Linked DNA regions of Mus musculus: region 2 is linked to region 1. The links are chromatin loops, found by intact Hi-C in ENCODE. Cell type or tissue: heart. All regions are shown on one strand. Region 1 holds the start of Scd2 (stearoyl-Coenzyme A desaturase 2). Region 2 overlaps Pkd2l1 (polycystic kidney disease 2-like 1).

The links. A loop is a pair of places that touch in the nucleus more often than their neighbours do. Peaks named below come from ENCODE experiments on the same cell type or tissue, not always from the same donor. Only the 100,000 strongest peaks of a DNase experiment are listed, where the experiment ranks them.
Region 2: a loop joins it to region 1, with 3 times the contacts of the local background. A loop is called at or near these places in 3 of 42 quality-filtered maps.

The regions. Positions count from the first base shown.
Region 1 is chr19:44,290,482-44,298,481 of GRCm38, reverse strand. It overlaps Scd2 (stearoyl-Coenzyme A desaturase 2), which reads right to left and starts at 4,806. Exons shown (of 6, transcript NM_009128.2): 1 at 4,071-4,806; 2 at 3,296-3,578; 3 at 312-442. The coding sequence starts at 4,094. In heart, CTCF peaks have their summits at 3,329, 3,533 (motif pointing right) and 4,472; DNase peaks (open chromatin) are centred at 2,521, 3,061, 3,601, 4,511 and 2 weaker places; H3K4me3 peaks cover 5,804 bases; H3K27ac peaks cover 4,455 bases.
Region 2 is chr19:44,157,000-44,164,999 of GRCm38, reverse strand. It overlaps Pkd2l1 (polycystic kidney disease 2-like 1), which reads left to right. Exons shown (of 15, transcript NM_181422.3): 3 at 7,236-7,363; 4 at 7,695-7,948. Among named protein-coding and RNA genes, the nearest start is that of Bloc1s2, 15 kb to the right of the region's middle. In heart, a CTCF peak has its summit at 3,285 (motif pointing left); no DNase peak of the experiment used is centred here; H3K27me3 peaks cover 898 bases.

The DNA of each region.
Region 1 (8,000 bases):
GAACGGTTCACTTATGGTCTAAGAAACCAGAGTCAGTGCTCAGCTCTTGTGTGCCCTTTATACTAAAGACCCACAACTGCCAAGCTGTGTGACACCCCTGGGACTCTAAGATGAAAAGTGACCCGGCACATGGGGACCCTTTCTTGTTTCCCTTTACAAGTGACTCTATGGTATATGGACTTCAGCACTGATCTTCACTCTAGGGGACCACATAGCAGTAGAAACAATGGCTGTCCTAGTCAACTATCCAGACCTTGATCCCTGACTACCCACCCCTGGGCGGAGACACAGCCACAGCACCCACTTCTTACCTGGAACGCCATGGTGTTGGCAATGATGAGGAAGAGCCTCAGGGGCAGCCGTGCCTTGTATGTTCTGTGGCTCCACAGGCGATGAGCCCCGGCTGTGATGCCCAGGGCGCTGATTACATAGTACAAATACGCTGTAGGACCAGAAAGTTGGGTGTCACCAACAAGCCAAGATCCATAAGGGAAGTATGCCAAAGACAGGTTCCTGGCACCCGTCAGCTTCTCAGTTAGCCTTTGGGTAAAGGCCTGGTTTTCCCTGCAGCCCTGGGGCGCACTGATTTGTAGAAACTTCATACATTTTAAACATTTGGTACCACTGGTCATCACGAGTCTGGCTATCACTGGGTTTCATTCCCAGGGCCAATGTTCTTTGACCTCTAGCAGTCCTCTAAAGATTTCTGGTCAGGAAACTGCATTTCCTCAACTTAGAACCCATATCCAAGGGCAGTTCTGAAGCACCAGCCAGAACAGCTTGGGCAATGGCTAACTGGAAAAGACAAGCAGTGGCATACTGAATAGCTAACTCTACACAAGGCTTTTAGCAAAGGTGCATTTCAACACCACAGCAGCATAACGGGAAGTCAGATTTGCATAGTGGCGCAAACATTACCAAGGGTACTAATACTCTCATATTCTCCACACACCTTGAACAAGGTACTACTAGTTGTACCAAGCACTTTTATTAAAGAAACAGATTCTGGAAAAGGTCGTCTGTCTACTGTTCGAAGGTGAGTTTTCCATCCGCCATCACCTGTTTCCGTTCTACTACTCAGCCCCTAAGATCTGCATATCCACTCCCTCGTCTTGTTTCTCTCCCTGGCCATGGTCCTGTCCTTGCAGAATGTTAGATGCTCAAAGCTGGCAGAAAAACACTGCTTCACTGTCCTTGAAGCAGAAAGGCTCAAGAAGTGACAGTCCTGATATCTCACTGGGACAGAGAGCGGTACAGACATCTGACACCCTCCCCCTATTTGCAGAACTAGGGAGCAGGGGCCTTGGTAGAATAGGCTAATACTGGCTCCCTCCCAAGGAACACCAAGAAACAAAGGACCTTCACAGACTACAGAACTTAGTTGCTACTGGAAACACCCCACATTGCACCAACTGCTGCGTCCTTCTGCAGTCAGATAACATGTTTCCTGAGACCCCTCTCTCCTCCTTCCCAACTCCCGTACCTCCTACAGGATCCCAGGAGACCAGCCACGGATGAAAGGCCTTCCTATCTGGAAAAATCCTAGGGTAACCAGAGCCCTGCATCACGGGATGGCTTTGGGCAGAGCCAAAGCCCTTCGCTGAGCACCAAGGGCTTATGCTGCAGATGACCCAAGTAGACTGGATCAAAACTCAGATGATGGGGTAGAGGGGTGTGTGTGTGTGTGTGTGTGTGTGTGTGTGTGTGTGTGGTTGTGCGCACAACCACACAGGACACACAAACCTAGGCAGTCTTAGGCCTCTTCAGTCCACCTCTCCGTCTAGCAAACAGGAGACTTAGATCCCTCCCCTGTCTGCCAGAAAAGTGTTCACAATGGTGGGTAGGAACTATCTCTTTCTTAGCTTTAACTTCAGAATCGGGATGGGGAGGGGGAGGGGGAGGGGGTGGAGCTTTGTAAAATCTCTCTGTGCTGTCAAAAGCACCTATTCGGCTCCAGAGTTACGGAGTCCACAAAGGTACAAAAGACTCTTAAAGCAGCCGAGTCAGGAAAAGGCTGGCAGGGCACACAACTATTCTAAAGAAGTATTCCATTCCTACTTTTGACAAAGATGTGAAGACTATGAGTGGGAGCTGGGTGGTGGTGGCACACGCCTTTGATCCCCGAACTCAGGAAGTAGAGGCAGGCCGATCTTGCAGTTGGAGGCCAGTCTGGTCTAAAGACCCAGTTCCAGGACAGCCAGGGCTACACAGAGAAACCTTGTCTTGGGAGAAAAAGTTTGGTACCTGGAAAACTCTCAAGAATCGAATCTCACCACTTATAGGACCTAGGAGGACTGAGGCAGAGAGACAGCCAACAATGAGACAACCAGCCTTTCTATACACTGTCCTGCAAGAGACCTGCCATTAGTACCTACATGCAGATACTGTTCTAGAAAATCAATTGTTCTAAAGAAACCCTTGCTCTCCGCTTCTCTGAGAGCAGCAAGAGGCCCTGACTATAGATGCAGTCCCTCCTTCCTGGTTCAATGTTCAGTTGTGTAACCACCCGCAAAGCACATGCGTGTCGCTAGGGGGCAGCACTACCCATGGCTCCCTGGGCAGCTGAGCTAGGCAGGTCAGTGGCACAGGGGCACACTCATCACAGTTGGGCTGTGGCTGCTCCAGGCTCTCTTCCTGCTCAGGAGGTATGTGTTAGGTGTGGAGAGAAAAGTGCCACAGCACAATGTGGACAGGAAAAGAGGGGCAGAAGGCTGAATAGAAGGTAAAACCTTCCTGCAATCTTATTTTATTCTAAGAATGGTCTGTTGACTGGCTTGTACCAAATCGTGGTACCATACACCTTTGAACTTGGATATACAGGAGCCTTCGTCATCTTTCTCCAGGCAAACCAGCCTAGTCTGGCCAGGCAGGAAGTCCAAACAGTTAGGCTTATAACCTACCCTCTGTTCTCTCTGCCTAAAACAGCATCCCATGGCTTTGTCCCCTCACTGGACTCAACAGGTTACCCACTAGGCCCGTGGTCTAGCTCTTGGCTCTGACGTCTCTGAGGCAGGCCCTGCTTCTCTTGTGGCAGGCAAAGCTGGGACAGGTGCCATCAAGTGACTCATACAGAAAAGCCTGCTCAGAGACCTCTGCATCAATGTTATGAGACTCTCAAGACTCAAGTTCCCCCCTCCCCCCATTCTTAACACCACGAGGTTCTTTGCCCAGTCCAGCTGGTCCAACAAGAACCAAAAAGAAAGGGCCACTGCCTTGGGTCAGAGACCAGAGGCCACCTCTTTAAAGATCAAGGAGAAATCTGAAGTATTGGCCCAAGACAAGGGGTGCTGCTCACCGAAGAGACAGGTGTAGAGCTTGCAGGAGGGAACCAGTGTGATCCCGTACAAGGCTCCCAAATGCAGCAGGGCCATGAGAATGATGTTCCTCCAGACGTACTCCAGCTTGGGCGGGGGCCCCTCATCATCCTGATAGGTGGGGTCATATAGATCATCTTTTAGTTCAGGGCGAACATCTGCTCCCCAGTGGTGAGAACTCTTTTCAAACTTCTCGCCTCCATTCTGCTGTCCCCCAGAAGGTGGCGCTGTGATTGTGGTGGTGGCTGAGTAAGCGCCAGAGATCTGCAATGAGAGGGGGTGGAGAATTAGGGACTGCAGACGCGTGGGGGCAGCAGGGGTTACTTTCCCTCTAATATAACTGCGGGAGAGATGCAATAACGGCCATACCCCAGTGCCAAGGTTGCATGACTGTAGAGCGCACCAATGGAACACGGAAATGTGCAGGCCATCGGGAATAAGCCTTATGATGAAGGGGCAGGAAAGGACGCTTTATTAGCAGCACCCTTAGCAACTCACAAAGGAAAATCTGCGCATATCGAAAAGAGGTCAGGTTTTACTTTAAGAAACACAAGTTGGGACAATCAACTGTACTGAGTAAAAATCCGGTTATCACCCGGTCCAGAAACAATCTATCAAGGTTGAGCAATTCGGAAATGATGGCTAAATGCTCCCAGCTGCTCTGAACTCTCTCCAACCCTCAACAGCCACCCACCTAGAAGTCCAATCTGCAACCGCCAACCTGAGGAGGGGGTGGGGGGTGGGGTGTAAGCTCACCTCTTGCAGTATGTGGGCCGGCATCTTGGCGTCGGATGCTGGGGTCACGTTCCCAGGGATGAGAACGTGCAGCGAGCTTCAGACCTCAGCGACAAAGGGTGCTATGACTAAGTTTCTGCAGCCCGCTGCGCGGTACAAGCTCTGGGCCAGAGCTGGCAGTGGGGTATTAATGTCCTGTATATCCTTAGGTTCGTTATATTGATCAATGACCAGATAAAAAATCAAAAACTGGCTGGCCAGGGCAGCCGCGGGCGGAGATAAGGATAGAAAATGAGAGGACGCCAAAATCGCAGCTTGCAGCCACCGGTGTCCAGGAGTCAGAATACTGCAGACACCAACACCGCATTGTCCCATCCCTAGCCAAGCGGAGGGGGGCGATGCTAATGAGGCCTTCGTAAACTCTGGCTAGTCATTGGCCGATGGGAATTTGGTACCACCTCGTCCTGCTGCTCTCATTGGCTCTGCACAATCTGCTGTTCCCTCTGCCTCCAGCTCCGCCCCCCCCTCCTCCCTTCTTTTTCTGCTCCTGGCTTCTCACCCATCCCCCGCTGGTCCTCCACCCAGCCCCCACCCTGCCACGGGGGCGCTTCAGCGCTTTCTCTGGAAGAGAAGACCCAATCTAGCAGTGGGGGTTGGCTACCGGGGCAGGAAGACGCGGAGAGGTACATAAAGTGGGAAAGCCACTAGAGCGCCGACCACTTGCAACTCCATCCGGTCTTTGCATTTCCAGAGGCGCGTGGGAGGGGAAATGGCTACCACCAACAGAGAGCAAAGCTGAGAGGGGCCTCCCTCCCCAACAGGCGCCTCTGTAGTCCCTTTTGGAACAATGGCTCAGCCTTGCCCACCAGCTCCAGGATGCTTACCAGATAATAACTCGGAGCTCTGGTACTGTAATCAAGTTTTCATAGATCTGTGGCTTGCCCATTCACACTGGTCTGGGTCACCATGGTCACTGTGCACACTCCGAGAGCACAGCCAAGGTCAGTCAGCAGTATCTCAATCCCACCCCTCACCCCCCACTTCCCACCTCACGCCTTGCGAATACATGTGGCACCTTTAGGAGACTCTTTTGTTGAAAGTTTGCAGTTTGCTATCTGAAAACCGCCGAAAAGCATCTAGCCGAGGGAGCCTTATGTATGTGGAGTAGGAACAGAGAGTGGGTATTAAATTATTACTGCAAGGTTCTCTGTGACCGCTCAGTGGGTAGCCCTGTTCTTCCACTCTAAGCAGGAAGAAGGGGACATAGGGACATACGGAGATGGGATAAACTGTTCAGCCGGCAAGGGGAGGAGCTAGCTGTGCTGAAACGCTTTCAAGCCACTCCTCAGAGGACCCTATGACCCTTGAACCTTGGGTGCTCTGACCTAACACACCTCCCTCGCTGCCCCATCTTCTCTGGGGCCTGTGTTAACTCTTTCAAGAGATAGAACTTGTAGCCTATGCAGGCGGTGCATTCACAGAGTACCTTCTGTATCCAGGTCACCCCATTACTGTATCTCCCACCTCTAGGAAAAGGGGTTGATAGACATCTTGTCTTCTCAAGAAGAGAGATGCCAGGCATTTCCTGAGACCAAACCAGACCTCTTGCCTTCTGGTCTCAGGGGCTTGCCAACTCTCTGGCTTGTGACCAGACACCTCCATTGCAGGCCTGGCTCACTGACCATAGCCAAGAATGCTGAACAAGACCAGGTGTCCTCAGCAAATGGCTGGCGGAGGCTCAGAGGTACTGTGTGAAGTTATCTGGAGATGTCACTTCCCCCTGGGTTGTCTGCGTGATGTCTGATCTTTTACTAGCTGTGGGTTTGTCCTTTGTCCTTGGCTGTTAAAAACAAACTCCCTTAGACTGTGAGGCCTTTACAACAGATACTGGCTCCTCACGGTTCTGGGGGCTGGGTATCTATAGCAAAGCCCCAGCAGTTTGATTCTGCCAAGAATGGGCCTTTGATTCTTAGGTGGCCATCTCTGTGTTCAATGGGGAAGGGGTGAGCTTTGTCTCTGGGGTTTCTCTTTAAAAACAAACAAAAAGATTTAGTATTACTTGTAATTATACGGACATGTGTGTGTGTGTGTGCATATGCACACATGTGTGAAGGTACTTGAGAATGCTAGAGGTGGCAGGTTCCCAGGAACTGGAGTTGAGCAGTCTGTGTGGGAACTGAGAATCCAACTCTGGTGCTCTGAAAGAACAGCAAATGCTCTTAATGGCTGAACCGCCTCTCCAAATCCTGGGGTCTCTTTTAAAAGGACCACTCCCATCATCCACAGGGTGTGTGTGTGTGTGTGTGTGTGTGTGTGTGTGTGTGGTGGAGCATCACCCTCCATGCTACTATTCCAGATACTGATGAAGGTCCACCAGATGAGTTGGGATTTCCAAGTATCTATTGCATGCTGCTTTGGGGAAGAAGACACAGTGTTTCCTTTGGAATGCCTTGATTGCTACTAAAGGCAGCTCTCCACTGGAGACAAACTGCCCTTACATTCCCTCAACCTGCAGCCTACAGTGCTGCCTGCATCAGAGCTGGTTGGTGATGTTTCTTAAGCCAGCTGCCATTGCATTCATTGTCTATCGGAGAAAGCAAGGGAGGCCTGCCAAGACAATGACGTAGAACAGGAGTCCTACATTTCTCTCCCTTGGGGAGAAAGTTCTGGAAACCTAGAAAAGGAATGAGTTAAGGGTTCCAGGAAGAAAAGGTGGGAGACCATGTTAACTGTTGATAATCAAGATAGGAAACTGCCTGTCTCATCCCGTGTGGGCCAGCTTCAATAAAGCTGTGTGATAGGGATGATACAGCACAGCATGAGGCCTGGCATCAAGAAGTACGAAGTGACCAGGTTGAAAGGTATAGGTAATATGTGATGAATGTTTGCCTATGCTTGCGTTTGCAGGGATGCAGGGATGCAGGGATGCGAGAAGTGCAGGCTTCTTTGGTACAGCAATGCACAGTGTGTGCGTGGAAGCTGGGGACGGGACTATAAAGTTTTCTGTATGAAAAAGGACACACAGTGTATGGCAGTTTTTAATTTTGACCCTTCAACTCAAGAGAGTAAGAATAAAACAACCCCCCACATTGGTATATTAAGTAAATAAGTTAATTGTAGGGTGTTCCTATTGGCCACAGCATGGAGCCTGTACTTCTTTTGGGGGCTTTGGAGGCCCTCTGGACCTTGGTCCTTCCCTGCTTATGTCTTTCCCTTAAATGTCTTCATTTCTCTTCAGTCCCATTTTTCAATATTAAACGATAAAAATATTCCTTTCCCTTTGCCTAGAGCATTCTTCCCTCCGACCTTTACCCACTGCTGACCTTACTGATTCCTGGTCTTGTATTTTGTTTTTGTTTTTAAATTACCCAATGGTTTTACCAGGCTGGCTCCCCATGTCGGGTGGTTTCCGCTTTTCTGACAGCTGTACTGAAATTTACCAAGAAAATAGGGCTTGGGTACCTGACCCAAGAAGGGCTTTAAATAGGTGTTTGTTTATTAAACTTGTTACATAATCATAACTAGATAATTGAACTATAATATTATTTATAATAATAATATAAATAAGATTATCCTCTTTATTATTTCTTTCAGGAATAATAATAGGCAATAGGTGAGCAGTATAGTAAAAAGGTTATGAAAAGATGAATCTTGAGGTGGGCATTGTTTCCTTACTTCTCGGGATGGCAAGTCATAGGACTTTCAGGACATGCAGATGTGGTGGCAGGTGAGTGGCCCTGGGACTTTGCAGTAAGACTCACAGGGAGGCATGTTTTCTAGCTCTCATGTCTAAGCCAAAAGCAGATGCTAAGCAGGCGAAGAGAACAGAGAGGAGAGAGCCACAGGCTTGGCTCCAGGAGCTTCGACCTCCTTCAGCAAGGCACTTGCTAGAGAAGTCTTTCTCGGTTGGGATGTGGGAACTCAGTAAGAGAAAAGAAACAAAGTTACTGT
Region 2 (8,000 bases), 130 kb after region 1:
TCTGTATTTTAGTGTTTTGGTTTTTTTTTTTTTTTTTTAACTTTTCCACGGGAGCTTGGAGAGACGGCTCAGTGATTATGAGCGTTCAGTGCTCTTCTGAAGGACCTGAGTTCAATTCCCAGCACCTACATCAAGTGGCTCTAGTTCAGGGGATCCAACTCCTCTGGCTCCATGGACACATGCATATCTCCCACATCAGACACACATATACATATTTAAAAATAATAAAATAAAGTAAACCCTCTTCTACTATTTGTCCAGCATAACAAATAGTGACCGAGAACCCATTAAACACTGAATATTAACTGAGCATGGTGGTGTTTGAATAGGTTTGGTCCCCATGTGTTTGAATGCTTGGGAGTGGTACTATTAGGAGGTGTGGCCTTGCTGGAAGAAGTGCATCACTGTGGAGCAGGCTTTGAGGTTTCCTAGTGCTCAAGCTCCACCAGTGTGGGATCAGTCTCCTCCTGGCTGCCTTCAGATTTAAGATGTAGAATTCTCAGCTCCTTCCCCAGCACCACATCTGCCTGCATGCTTCTTGACATGGCGATAATGGACTGAAACTCTGAAACTGTAAGCCAGCCCCAGTTAACTCTTTTATAATAGTTGCCTTGGTCATGGTGTCTCTTCATAGCTATAAAACCCCAACTAGGGCAACACCTTTAAACTCAGCACTTGGGAGGCAGAGGCTGTGAGTTCAAGGCCAGCATAGTATAAACAGTGACTGTCAGGCCAACTAGGGCTACATAGTGACACCCACACCTCTCTCTCTCTCTCTCTCTCTCTTTCTCTCACGTACACATGCACACACACAAAACCTAACCCAATCTTCTCTAGTAGAACTTTTCTGAGGTTTGACATCATGACACTTAGCAAAGTATTTTGCACAAGGTTAGACTTTAAATAGTGTCTGTATAATTAATCTAGAAAGCATCTTTATAATAATCTGAGTTGATAGTACACTCTACATCAAAAAAAATCAATGGTATTTGAAACAGTTTGGCTAAGTGGTGACAAAAAACATCTCTTATTCATTTTATTATTCTCTTTCTCCCTTTCTCTCGCCCCCCTACACAAACACACACACATTAATATTTGAGAGTAACTGAGATATAATGTTTTGTTATTACTACCTTAAAGTACATTTTTGAACAAAGTACTCAATGTTCATAAATAAAAATGTACAAGGAACACCGAGCATTTCCTTATGAGTGTTTCAGCTGTATGTGTGTTTGTATCATGTGCAGGCCCGGTGCCCTCAGAGGTTAAAAAGGGCATCAGATCCCCCCAGAGCTGAATTCAAGAGGTTCCATGTGGATGCTGAGCCTTGATACAGAAATAAATGTTCTAAAGTGCCACGGACCACCCCAGTCGGGTATGGGGGTCCCTGGAACGAGGGTCTTTGAAGCTAGGTGGATAAAGATTCGATGGTGACAAACAGAAACAAACATAGAGGCAGTTTGAATCTGAGTGTGTTTTGCAGCTCTCAAGCAGGGGATTTTATACATTAAAAAAAACCCAACTAAACATTACATCTCTTAGAAACTGTATCTAGTGAAGCAATCACAAATACCAACAAAAATCATTTGGCACAGTAAAGCACAAAAATCATCCAAGCATTACAACTCTGTAACTATGTATTCAGTGAATCACAAACAGAACAGGTAACATCACTATAAATCATCAAAATATAACAATTCTAAAAATATATATTCAATGGGGGCTGTTGTCCAAGGCTAGGAGCATATTTCCAGAAGCAGGTTAATAAATCTTTAATGGGGGCTGGTGAGATGGCTCAGTGGGTAAGAGCACCCGACTGCTCTTCCGAAGGTCCAGAGTTCAAATCCCAGCAACCACATGGTGGCTCACAACCATCCGTAACGAGATCTGACTCCCTCTTCTGGAGTGTCTGAAGACAGCTACAATGTACTTCCATATAATAAATAAATAAATCTTAAAAAAAAAATAAAAATAAAATAAATAAATCTTTAATGGTCAGTGCTTTTAACCGCTGTGCTAACTCTCCAGCCCCATGGTCAATTATTATTTAACATCTAATACCTGATTTTTTATAAATCTTCAATATGTAAATTTAAATTATTTATTTCTTTCTAATTAAGGCTTTCTTTACCATATACCAAAATCCACCTCCAATGACACACATGTAGCCATATGAAATTTTATTGTTGGGAAATTTTTTATCTATCACAATAGTTTTGTAAATTATTTTAAAAGTAAAGTGTTGGTTTCCCTGGGGATAAGGTCATGTTAGTGACCCCATCTCTAGGGATGGTTTCTTACCCATTCTCACTTAAGATCTTGGCCTAGGCTAGCAGGAACTTGTAAATAAGAAAAGGAATAAGAAAAAACAAAACAGATAGATTGCCATGAGAACTACGGCTCAATATTTTTTCTCCAGCGAAGAGTTCCACAATCGGTTCCAAGAGGCCTCCTCATTTTGAGGTCATTCGCCTCAGTCTGTGGAACTTGTCACACAGATCCTACTGGAGTTTGTGTGGCACTAAAGTATGGGCCATCTTTTCTGTTCCCAGGAATTGAGAGTATTTGAATGGAGAAACCAAGTTTAGACTTTAATCTAAAAAGATCTTAAGGTTCCATCTTGGTGTTTTTACACATACAAACTTTAATTAAAGATTCGTTTAGGGGAATGAATACTGGATTTCTGTGTGTTAATAAGCATTTTACCTGCTGATGGCATTTTTCTTAGAAAACATAAGTTTTACTGTCTCAGAAAATAATCAGAGATTATGAGGGTCAGGCCTATAGCTCAATGGGAGATAATTGTCCAGCATACTCAAAACCTTGTGTTCACTTCTCAGCACTGGAAAAATAACAAAAGCAAAACCAGATGCAAGGGCAGCTATAATCACAGCACCTGGAAAGTAGGGAGGTTCGGGAGTTCTAGATCAGCCTTATCTACACAGAAGTTCAATGCCAGCCAGGGCTACATGAAACTCTGTATCAGAACAAGCAGGCAAGGAGGCAAGGAGGCAAGGAGGCAAGAAGGCAAGGAGGCAAGGAGGCAAGGAGGCAAGGAGGCAGGCAGGCAGGCAGGCAGGCAGGCAGGCAGGCAGGCAGGCAGGCAGGCAGGCAGGCAGGCAGGCAGGCAGGCAGGCAGGCAGGCAGGCAGGCAGGCAAGCAAACAGACAAAAGACTGAAGCTACTAAGCTCCCCTAGGTAGTTGACAGCAATTCAGAGCTACAATAGTTCTAAGCTTTAATTTAACCTGGACTAGAAAAACCCTGGGGCTAAGAGTACCACCTAGTGGCCACTCAGCAGTATAACAATCTCAGCATCTGTCTCTCTCCAGATACTGTGGACAGATAACCTCAGACACGAGTTAGAACTAAGGCCATGTCCTGGACATTGTTATTAGAGTGGAATGGGATAATTCGAGGAACAATGATCCTGTCTTTGCTAATGCCCTTCCACGATGAAGTATGATGTCTGTAGCTGTAACCAGGGATCTCTCTAAACATGCTCCAGTCTACAAATCTTTCTTTTCCTAAATTGGATGGGAAGGAAACGTGTGTCCCAAGATCCGAAAAATAAAGTTAGTGTTTTTATTCGTGTGTATTTCTATACATCGTGGTGTACTTGTTTATTTAATTTACTTTGTATATGCATACATACACATGCCATTAGCATGTATGTGGAAGTCAGAGGACAGCTTGTGGGAGTCCTCTCCATCTACTCCATGGGTGATGAGAACTAAATTCCTGATATCAGGTTTCCATCCCTCATAAAGATACCTCATTCAAGTATATCAAAAACTTTGATTAGACTCACTCCTTAATAATAACCTCCCCTTTTACCCCTTTCTTCTTCTTCTTCCTCCTCTTCTTCTTGTACCTTCCTTCTATACCCACACCCCTGTGTGAGTGCTTGTATGTGGCGTGTGTGTGTGTGTGTGTGTGTGTGTGTGTGTGAGTAAAATCAAGCTTGGATCCACATGTGAGAGAAAATATTTGGTATTTTTCTTTCTGGGTCTAATTGCTTAATATAATGATCCAATTCCATCTCTTTCTCTACAGATGATACAATTTCATTCCCCTTTGCCACTGACTTTATAGTACATATGCCGTATTTTCTTTCACCTGTGGACAGACACGCAGGCTGATTGCATAACTTGGCTGTGAACACTGCTCTAGTGAGCATGGGCCTGCAGGTGACTGTTAGGCTAGCCTGTCCTTTACAGACGTTCCCAGGCATCTGCAGACAGAGCACACTGTAGTTCTAGTTGTGATTTCGTGAGGCGCCTCCACACCGATTTCTACAGTGGATGGTCGCATTTATGTTCCTAGTCACAGGATATGAGGTTTCCTTCCACTTCCATCCCTGTCAGCATTTATTGTTGTTATTTCCTTAATCATGGCCATTCAGGCTAGAGTGTGGGAGAATCTTAGCATGCTTTTGATTGGCATTTCTCTGATGCTAAACATGTAGGATAGTTTCATATGATTAGCTACTTGTACTTCATCTTTCAAAAACTGTTCATTTCACTTGCACATGTATTGATTAGACTGCTTTATTATTTGATTTAAAAAACTCTTTATATATTCCTGGTGTTAGCACTCAGTTAGATGTGCCACTAGTAAAGACTCCTCCTGTGCTATGGGCTGTTTCTCCAGACATTGGTGCATCTTATCACACACTTTTATTGCATTGAGGCCAATCTATGCTTTTATATTCAGTGGTGTTGTTTCATGAAATTGAGTGCAAAAGTGCTTGCTGCATGTGTGTTTAGAATTGTTATAGCCTCTTAATGAACTATTTCCTTAATCAATATGAAATAAACTTTATTATCTCTTCTGATTAATTCTGGTTTAAAGTTGACTCAGATATTAGTATCTGAGTTCCACTGGAGAAAAAAAAATTAAAGGAATTGCTTTCAAGAGGCTGAGAAATCCTATTTTAAAAATTCTAACAGGATTATACACATACAGGGAATTATAATAAAAATATAAAGAATTAATAGATTCACTTAAATACTTAAATATGAAGATACTCCTTAGTCCTACCCTCCCCCACTATCTTTTGAAAGTAAATTTAAAGACATAATGACGTAAAGCCTCGTTACTCCCAAATACCTTAATTTTTAAGGTGGGGAATAGTCTATTGTCAAAATTAGTATATTTGTCATTGATCTAATACTGCCATTTAATGAACAACCCTTATTACAATTCCACCAATTACTTTACCAATAGCTGTTCTAACACAAAAGAGAGTGTAACCCAGGACCCATCTCCAAAGCTCATATTACATATTGATTTTAGGTTTTCACCTTGTTAAAAATAAAAAACTCAGCCGGTATGATGGCCCAAATGTTTTGGCCCAACACTCAGGCAGAGCTCTGTGAGTTTATAGTTAGCTTGATCTATATAGCAAGTTCAGTGGCGGCCAGGACTACATAGAAGAGACCCTGTCTCAAGAACAAAACAAAGCAAGCAAACAAACAAACAAGTCCATTGAGTAACACGATAAATAATAATAACAAATTAGAACCCATATGGGGAAAAACTGAAAAGACCACAGATGACTTAGTCACTGCCCTAGTGCTGTGAGGAGACACCATGACCCAGGCAACTCTTATAAAGGAAAGCAGTTAACTGGGAGCTGGCTTACAGTTTCAGAGCATTAGCCCATCATCATCATAGCAGAGAGCACGGTGGCATGCATGGCACTGGAGCAGCAGCTGAGAGCTACATCCTGATATGTAGTCAGGGGGAGGGGGAGGGGGAGGGGGAGGGGGAGGGGGAGAGGGAGAGGGAGAGGCTGGATCTGGCAAAGCCCACCTTCAGTGATACACTTCCTCCAACAATGCCACACCACTTAACCCTTGAAATCCTTCTCAAAGGATTCCACTCCCTGGTGACTAAGCCTTCAAATATATGAGTCCCTGGCGGCCATTATTATTCAAACAACCACAATTGGCTAATGTAAAAGAAATAATTGATGGAAAACAAACTCACCATTTGATGATCATCTTGGTAATAATTAAACAAAATTCATCAATAAATACTTGCATCTCATTGGTGAAAGATGAATGAGATATTTATAGAATGTGAGACTCTACATCCCAAAATGTATATTAATTCTAAAAGAGAAAATTATAATTTTACATGGAAGAAACATAGTAGGCACCATCTTTGTTTGTTTGTTTGTTTGTTGTGTTTTTTTGAGTCAGGGTTTCTCTGTGTAACGGCTCTGCCTGTCCTGGAACTCACTGTGTAGACTAGGCTGGCCTTGAACTTAGAGATCCGCCTGCCTCTGCCTCCCGAGTGCTGGGATTAAAGGCGTGCAGCACTGCAGCCTAGCAAACACCATCTTAATAAGGGATCAGAATTAACTTTAGCAGTAAGGCATCAACAGACAACCTGTATTTTCTGTATGACGCACTACGATGAACACAACATCACTCATGAGGCCATTCCCTTCAAACCCATCACCTGAATGTAGTCAGGAGGAAACATCAGACTAGCCCAGAGTGAGGGACAACCTATGAAAAAGTGGTGTATACATTTTAAACTCTGCCGTTAAGCACAGAAACTTAGAGCTTCTCTATTTTCAACACACAGGGCTGGGGCTGGGGCTGGGGCTGGGGCTGGGGCTGGGGCTGGGGCTGGGGCTGGGGCTGGGGCTGGGGCATTAAAGCAGTTGAATGAGGTGCCATTATTCAGAACAGAAGTCAGATTTTTTTTTTTTTGATCTGCAATGCAATGAACCCTGATCCCAGGAGATGCTGGCACCCACTATGGTGCCCACTATGCCTACCCGTCACTCCGATGGCTTTAGGATCAGTGACGCTAGAAGTCATGAGGTTTCCTCTCTATTGCAAGACATTTAGCCTGAGTCTTACTCTAGAATTCAGAAGCGAAAATCAAGAACAAATAAATAAAGGGAAGCTTTGCCCAGTGCAGACATCTTTGAGCTCTAGCACAGAAGAACTAGACAGTTAAGCTGAGTCTAGGGAGAAAAGTGAGATTTCAGAATGACGATGTCAACTGAATTACCAAGTGGGGCGAAGCTACTCTTGCTGCCACACCTTTCCCTAAAACATCTCCTGGAACCCCTAGTGGTACCATCACCTTCCCCAGACCTCTGGGAGAAGTCTGATGGGCTCCTCCTATTCCACCTGATCCCAGGGCAGTGGGCTTTCCTGACTCTTCTGGGGAGGTGGACCTTGAGGACATGCCCCTTGGGTTGTGTTCTAGTGACCTACGGAATGACAAGTTCTAGTGCCTATTACTACACCAAAGTGATGTCTGAATTGTTCCTACACACCCCATCCGACTCTGGAGTCTCCTTCCAAACCATCAGCAGCATGTCAGACTTCTGGGATGTGAGTACGGATGGCGCTGCTTTCACCCCACCCCCACCCTCGCCCCTAGGCTCTCCTTCTTAATGGTCTGAGACACAAGGCAGAGGGTCAGTCTGGAACCAGGGCAAATGAAAGGATAAAGCCGAATTAACAGATTGGGCTAGGGTGAAGGTGGAGGCTGGAGAGAGGTGAGGGTATCCATCTGGGGGTTGACCAGCAGGAAACAGAGTTAGCGCAGTCAACTGTGGGAGTCCAAACAGTAGAGGCTAGGGGCAAGTTGAGGGCTCAGGGAAAGATCATGCAGTACAGTAAGCAGGAGGCTGGACCAGGCCCAACCCAGCTTCTGGTCCAGTTTGCTCAGGGCCCACTCCTGGACAGTTTGTACTGGACAAAGTGGTACAACAACCAGAGCCTGGGGCGTGGCTCCCACTCCTTCATCTACTATGAGAACCTGCTCCTGGGAGCCCCAAGGTTGCGGCAGCTGCGCGTGCGCAATGACTCCTGTGTGGTTCATGAAGACTTCCGGGAGGACATTTTGAACTGTTATGATGTGTACTCGCCGGACAAAGAAGATCAGCTCCCCTTTGGACCTCAGAACGGCACAGCGTGAGTGAGCCCCTGCCAAAAGTGTAGGGCCACCCCTTTGAGCTTGCCCGTC